Regions from separate parts of the Homo sapiens genome. Here region 1 is linked to region 2. The links are chromatin contacts, found by Hi-C or POLR2A ChIA-PET in ENCODE. All regions are on one chromosome and are shown on one strand. The core of a region is the stretch at or near the end of the contact, and the rest is flanking DNA. Distances in the headings are between cores, read along the strand shown.

Evidence for each region. A loop is a pair of places that touch in the nucleus more often than their neighbours do. ChIA-PET counts read pairs that join two places held with the same protein, here RNA polymerase II (POLR2A). Pooled maps may share reads with other maps.
Region 1: a loop to region 2 is called in a pooled map, with 2.2 times the contacts of the local background. The contact joins two enhancer-like sites. A Hi-C loop is called at or near these places in 1 of 168 maps with a recorded cell type or tissue (ascending aorta) and 2 of 50 pooled maps. POLR2A ChIA-PET finds 5 or more read pairs at or near these places in 2 of 52 experiments (OCI-LY7 and naive thymus-derived CD4-positive, alpha-beta T cell).

The regions. Positions count from the first base shown.
Region 1 is chr2:19,809,021-19,812,183 of GRCh38, reverse strand. No RefSeq gene overlaps it. Among named protein-coding and RNA genes, the nearest start is that of LINC00954, 58 kb to the left of the region's middle. Within about 2 kb of position 1,428, at least 3 of the 41 ENCODE cell types and tissues checked have a DNase peak (open chromatin) inside an H3K27ac peak, as active enhancers do; they include ascending aorta, where a contact is called at or near this core.
Region 2 is chr2:18,453,726-18,456,834 of GRCh38, reverse strand. All of the region lies in intron 4 of LOC105373454 (a long non-coding RNA gene), which reads right to left. Among named protein-coding and RNA genes, the nearest start is that of RDH14, 110 kb to the left of the region's middle. RefSeq lists an enhancer at 153-729. Within about 2 kb of position 1,359, at least 4 of the 41 ENCODE cell types and tissues checked have a DNase peak (open chromatin) inside an H3K27ac peak, as active enhancers do; they include ascending aorta, where a contact is called at or near this core.

The DNA.
Region 1 (3,163 bases), core at 179-2,678, 1.4 Mb before region 2:
TCCTCTCCCATGCTGTCTTTGGGAGGCTGGGCCTGATGCCCCAGCTCAGGAATCTGCCAAGGGTTTTGAGCACCAGTGGGATGAGCAGACAGAAGGAAGGGTACCTGGGAAAACCATGAAAATTGGGTCCATTGCTTTTATCCACCTTAGCTTTTTGGCAAGTAGTAATTTGAAGATAATGTTCATTGAATCTATGACTGCTGTGAAATGCAGAGTCTATCATCCATCCATTCATCCATCCATCTATCCATCCATCCATCCATCCATCCATCCTTTGAACAAACATTCCATGCTAGTCACTTTACTGGGCTCTGGAAATACAAAGATAAATAAGACATAGTCTTTCCACTCGAAAGACCTAAGGTGTGGAGGAAGATAGAACTACCAGCCATTAAGCACAATGCTATGAGAACCTTCTCGCAGGTACAGTGGGGCAAGGAAAGAGCTGGGAAGTCAGAAAAATCTCTAGAGAGCAGGTGACTTTGACTTAGATTCTGAAAGCTGAGGGCATTTTTGCCTTATAGCCCCAGAAAGCTCCTGTAACCTCTCCAGGAGTCCAGAGGATGTCCTAGGGTGGCCTCTACCCTCTATGAGTAGATCTTGAAATGTAACATGCTTGGCAAGAGTTGGGGTGGAGTGCTAAGGCAACAGTGATTCTCCACCTGGTGTGGGGTGCTCTTGGTGACCTGACCCCAGGCTACTATGTCCACTTTGCCCCCCTGCTTCTCCCACACTGGGTCCTGTCACACTCTTCCCTGAGCGCACCAGGTTCCTGCCTCCTTGCCTTTGACCCTTTGAGGTTTGGCTTGGTACCTAGGGTGTTGCTCTGCTGGGGGACTGAGTGAGAAGGGACGCGCCGAGTAGTGAGAAGACCCATCTGAGTGCAGCAGTGAGTGTATTGAGGAGCTGCGTGTGGCCAGGCCAGAGGCCATGGGGGCAGTTGCAGGTGGGAAGGTGGTGTTTGGAAAGGGATGAAGCCGGCCTAGGGCTTATTGATTGAAGGAAGATGGTGGCAGGCATGTCACCCACCTTCCATACCCTAGTCCTGAAGTCCATTGCGCAGTTGAGGGCATCATTGTCTACGGGAAGATAGGTCAGTCAAGGTCATATAAGTCTCTGCCTTCCATATTCTGGGGATTTCTAAATCTGTAGTTGTGATATTCCCCAAGTTTCAGAGGCATTGGTTTTTCACAGTGTCCCTCCCTAGTTAATTCCTGGGTAGCATGGGATGTGCTTCAGGAGGGGAAGGCGCTGGCTGGGAAGGGCAGCTGACTCTCCAGCTGGGGCCAGCTGGGCTCCAGCCATCAGCCCTAGGCCTGGCCCCTGCATCTAATCACAGCTTCATCACCAGGCCAACAGGGGCTGTGTTGTCCAGAGCTGCAGATGGCTTGTGATGTCACCCTTGCAGATGTGGTGGTGAGGTGGCCATGGACATTCTTGGTGCTGTATTGGCACTGAGCTGGGAGGCAGGATGGAGCCCATGAGCAAGACAGGGAAGGTTCTCTGCTAAGCAGGTGGAGTAGACTGTGTGTGTGGAGGGCCGGGCTGGAATTTGAGAGTCCAGAGACTCCTTAGTGCTCCCTAGCACAGGAGCCCTGCTTGGTTCACTTCCTTTCTGCTTTTTGAGCCTCATCCTCAACTCTTCCTCCTCCTGGGCTCTGCCTTCCCAAATGGTGCTGGAGACCAGGCCCACACTCCTGCACACCTTGGCCTGCGCTGTCCTCTCTCAGAGTACTCTTGCCACCACTCTCTGCCCGCAGGACTCCCCTTCCTCCTGCTCAGAGGTTTGTTGCTGTCTGGGGCTGCCCCACCTCTGAGCTTGGTTGCTGTGGTTAACATCTCTCCCATGGGGCTCACTTTACTGCAATTATGAGGACCTCATCACATCCCCAGACTGAGAACTCCTTGTAGGCAAGTCTTGGGCCTTATTCACCTTGGTATTTCCAGGTCACACAGGGTTCCCAGAGAATGTATTGAGTAAACGAGGGAAAGCAACTGCCACGGTCACGGTGCTTTTGTGTCCCTGCTCTGGGCTTCCTCCAGCCTTGCCCTTTCCCAGGGGACAAGGGACCAAAACCACATTCCCAACTGGAGTCTGACCCTAGGTTTCTCCACTGTACTCCTGGTACCAGGGACCCTGGACTCCTCTGCTCCAATGTCTCTGAGGCCTGCGTGGAGTCTCATTGGGGTCTTTCCTGAGCCACCCATGAGGGCATTTCTAAGTCTGAGGGGTGGCAGCATGTGAACTGGGCTTGAATGTATGGGCTTAAGGAGGGGTCTATAGACTTACATACGAGGCCCTTCATGGTGTGGGACTCCACCAGAATGGGAGATAGGAAAAGGACAGGTGGGTCACAGACTTTCACCTGTCCTCTTGCTCTAGGCCCTGAATGAATGAATTCATTCTTAGTGGAGCTGTGTCTCTGGGGATCTGAAAGTGAGCGCTGGACTTAGGGGTGGCTTCAAGGCGGGGGTGGATAAATGGATGGGAAGTAGTGTCATCTGGGGCAGACAAGCCTTGATCTTCTGGTCTATTGAGTCTTCAGCTTTAAGCATTCTCACACTCATAGGTAATCTTTATTAATCACCATCCCATGGTTTAAAGCATTAATATGTTTTCATCTTCACGATGGCCCTGGGGGTGGGTACTAATTTTGTGCCCAGTTGACAGAAGAACTGAGGCTCAGGATTACAAGTAAGACCTCCATCTATCTGACGCTGACTTCGTCTACTCTGTGCATGGCCTGTTAGAGGAAAGCCTGCGGTGGCTGCCCTCAGCATTGCAGTGCCTCTGAGCCCAGCAGTGGCCCAGGAGCAGGAAAGTCTGAGGCTTGACTGAGAGCTGGTTTTGGGGGCCCTTAGTCTTCAGAGGGAGGGTAAATGTCCACCATCCCTGAGGCTGGAGGACTTGGGGGCCATGGGTGGGGGCGGGGGTGCGTTCTGGCTGGGGCAGGAGTGAGGCAGGATACCGGGCCTGGTGTGGATCTGCAACCGGAATCTTTGGGAGTTGAGAGCTTTTTGTTTGTTCAGCTCATCTCACCTGGAGAGTCAGAATGGAGAGTGTTTTTTGCCCCTTAGGCTTAAGGTGGGAACTTTGGATTCTCTCTACATGGGGATGTTCAGAAGCCCAGGATTTTTGCTGCACCAAGGAAGACTTCATAGT
Region 2 (3,109 bases), core at 110-2,609:
ACCCTCAGCTCCCAAAGAGGGTATGCCACCCCATGCTTATATCAGAAGTAGCTGAGAAGGATAATAACGGGAAAACAAAGAACTAGCCAGAGGGCAGATCCATGGGCCTAAAAGAATAAATTAGGAAGCTGCTTCCAGAGAGCAAAATCAGGGCCTAATAAAGGAACAGTCTCCTTCCTCGGGTTAGGGGAACCCAGAGTATCTCCCAGATCTCAGAATTGTCCTTTCAGTTACTGATGAGTGGTCTCATTTTCCCTTCACCTGCATGGTGTATTTCTTATGATGATCTTATTTCATTATAGTATATGCCCCTGTTTCATTCTTGCATGTTTCCTTTTTAGGATATGAATCTTTGGAATGAGAGGAAAAAATTCCCAAACCTAATGCATGGGCTACCATTCATGCCCCCAATATCCTGGATGTTGACCTACTTGTGATGAATGGAGGAGACTTTGCATTTGCTATTGTGATTTCTATTGTGAACAATAGGTGTTTAATGTGTGGGGAAAAAAAGTGAGGCAATCATTCAATGACCAAAAGGGCAGATGTTGTTGACAATGCTAGTATTCACCATTTTTTTTTCCTTTCAAGTGCACAAGGAATTGCATTTATACTCTCACAACTGAGCAGGGCCATGGGACTGGTTCTGACCAAAGAAATATGAGCAGAAATAACAAGTGTCATTTCTTGGCTGAAACAGTGAAAAGCCCTTGTGAAACTATTTAATCTCTCTCCTTTGCTGCCACAAAGACCAGAGAAGGGAGCCTCGTTCTGCCCGGGTCCTTGAGCTGGTTAGAATCCATCTCTGACTTGTGTCGGACATGATGTGTAAGCAGATAAACATATTAATTCCTGAGACTTCTGGGATTAGTTTGTTACTACTGCACAATTTAATATGATTTTCATAAGCACAATGACCACTCCACAGAATCTTACAAAGTGTAATTACTCACCCAACTCAGGCTAAGCTATCAAAACTCCTAATAGATTATATTCTTTTCTTCTAGGTCCCTCCGCCTTTCAGATTTGCTTGTGGCACCACAGGCTACAGAGACTGCCACTGAGCATGAAGGATTGGCTTTACTTTCCCAGCTCTCTTCGATTTAACAAATCCAATCTGTTGTGCTAATTTTAAATCAAGAGATGCTGCAATATGAGTCATTAGGTTGTAATTGAGATATATCAACCAGGATTTGCCAAAACTGAGAAAACTGGGCCGACTGAAACATAATTCTTTGGCAGGAACAAAGTAAATACCACTCTAATCAGAGCGGACAACAAATACCACATATTTGCTCCCTGGCAATAGAGGTGACATGGATGGCAGGCAGGGGGCCTCAGAGTGCAGTGAGGTGGCCCTGTCAGCAAGGTGGGTGACTGGGGCACTTAGAATGAAGGAGTGATTTTGAAAATAAAGGAAAACAAACTCTGGGACAACTCCATCAGCCCATCAGTTGAGCAATCACTTAATGGGCATGTATTTATTACCTGTTATGTGTCAGCGTTAGCAATATCAGTGGACAGGGAAACATGATGTAAAGTTGTAAGGATGTTTTCAGACTGAATCACAGTCCATTTTCAACCAGAGGACAGAATTGTCTGCAAAGACCTCCTTGATTATTTATTCAAAGAATGGCAAATTTCTCTAGGGAAAAGAAATGAGATAGTTCCCTTCCAAGCTCACAGCTCACACAGCCCAAACGTTCTAAAGGCGACTTCAAGAACCTATTAGAGGAAAAAAGAACAAAAGAATGGGGTTCAATGCTTGCATTGTAAATATATTAGCAAAGGTCTGGACTTGCTTTACTCAGTAACCATCCAACTGGCAAAAGTCCGTGTGAAAGTGTGGTGACTTCAAGCTCTGCTTCCATGTCCAAGACCCAAAGTAAACTGAAAAGTAGAGGCTCGCTGCATCAACGTCAATGGACTAATATTATAACAGACGCAGGGCAGCTGTGATGCTGTTCCCTAGAGTTTTGTACCACATTGTGGCCCATCCCTTTTGAGACTGGGATACCATCCTAGGAAAACATCTTGCTTAGAGCAGTCCCAGGCTGGCTGAAGTCATTTCTACTTTTTCTTCTGCAGACTCTGAATATCCACCCACACATCAGCCCTTACTGAGCACCAGCTAAGGGCCCATCTCTGCTCCAGGTTGTAGAGAAGGACACCAACTTCTTGCTCCATGGGGCAAATGAGGAGAAGAGTTCTAAGTAGACATACAACCTTCAGGGACCATGGGAAAATAGAGTAGCGTAAGTGAGAAGTTTGCTAGTACAACTCATATTTCCGAAGCCACAGCCTGTTGATATCAGTTTCTTTGCTTTAATTTCATGTCTCCTCATTCTGGACGTGCTAGTATCTAAGTATGAATTGCCTTCCCCCCATTCTCTGTATTGAATCCTCACCTGTCATTCATTGTCCCACTCAATGCCACCTCTTCTATGACAGTTTCCTTCATTTTCCTAGTCAGAACTATCTGACCCTTTTCCTTCCCTCCTTCTGCTTTTTACTTGTTTTGTGTACCTCTAACTTCATTAGAATGTGAGCTTCTTTGGAGAGCACTCTCTGGGGTCCATGTTTCTATCACTGCTGTGTCTAAATGGTATTAATCAGAGCTCATTTGATGTGTTCAGTGCACTGTTGCCACCCTGGGCTGTCACCAGGAGATGCTCCCTACTGCCTGTGAAGTGGAGCCTCCCCTGACTGCACCTGGTACACAGGGCCCTTCATGCACGTGCTTTTCTAGGTCTGCATACTCTGCTTTATCTCTCTGCATATGCACACCTTCTTGTGGTGCCCTGCTGTCATTCATACCTGGTTATGATTTATGATGGTAAGTTGACCACCCAAAGATTTTAATTACATCCTTCCATAAACTTAAAAAAAATGCATAGGGTCCAGGGCTAAGTTTTATATGGCACCTGTTTACTCCTCCATTAGAAATCAAGGCAGTTCACTGTGACCATTTCAATGTAAAGTGCATGAGAGACTGAAGGATAAGTGATGAGTAGAGATAGAAACACAGGCAGCTGGATAATATGTATGAAGAAGCTAGTCCTCCTGGCCATGCCCTCCCCAAACCATCCTGTCTGCTGCCCTGGGCTGT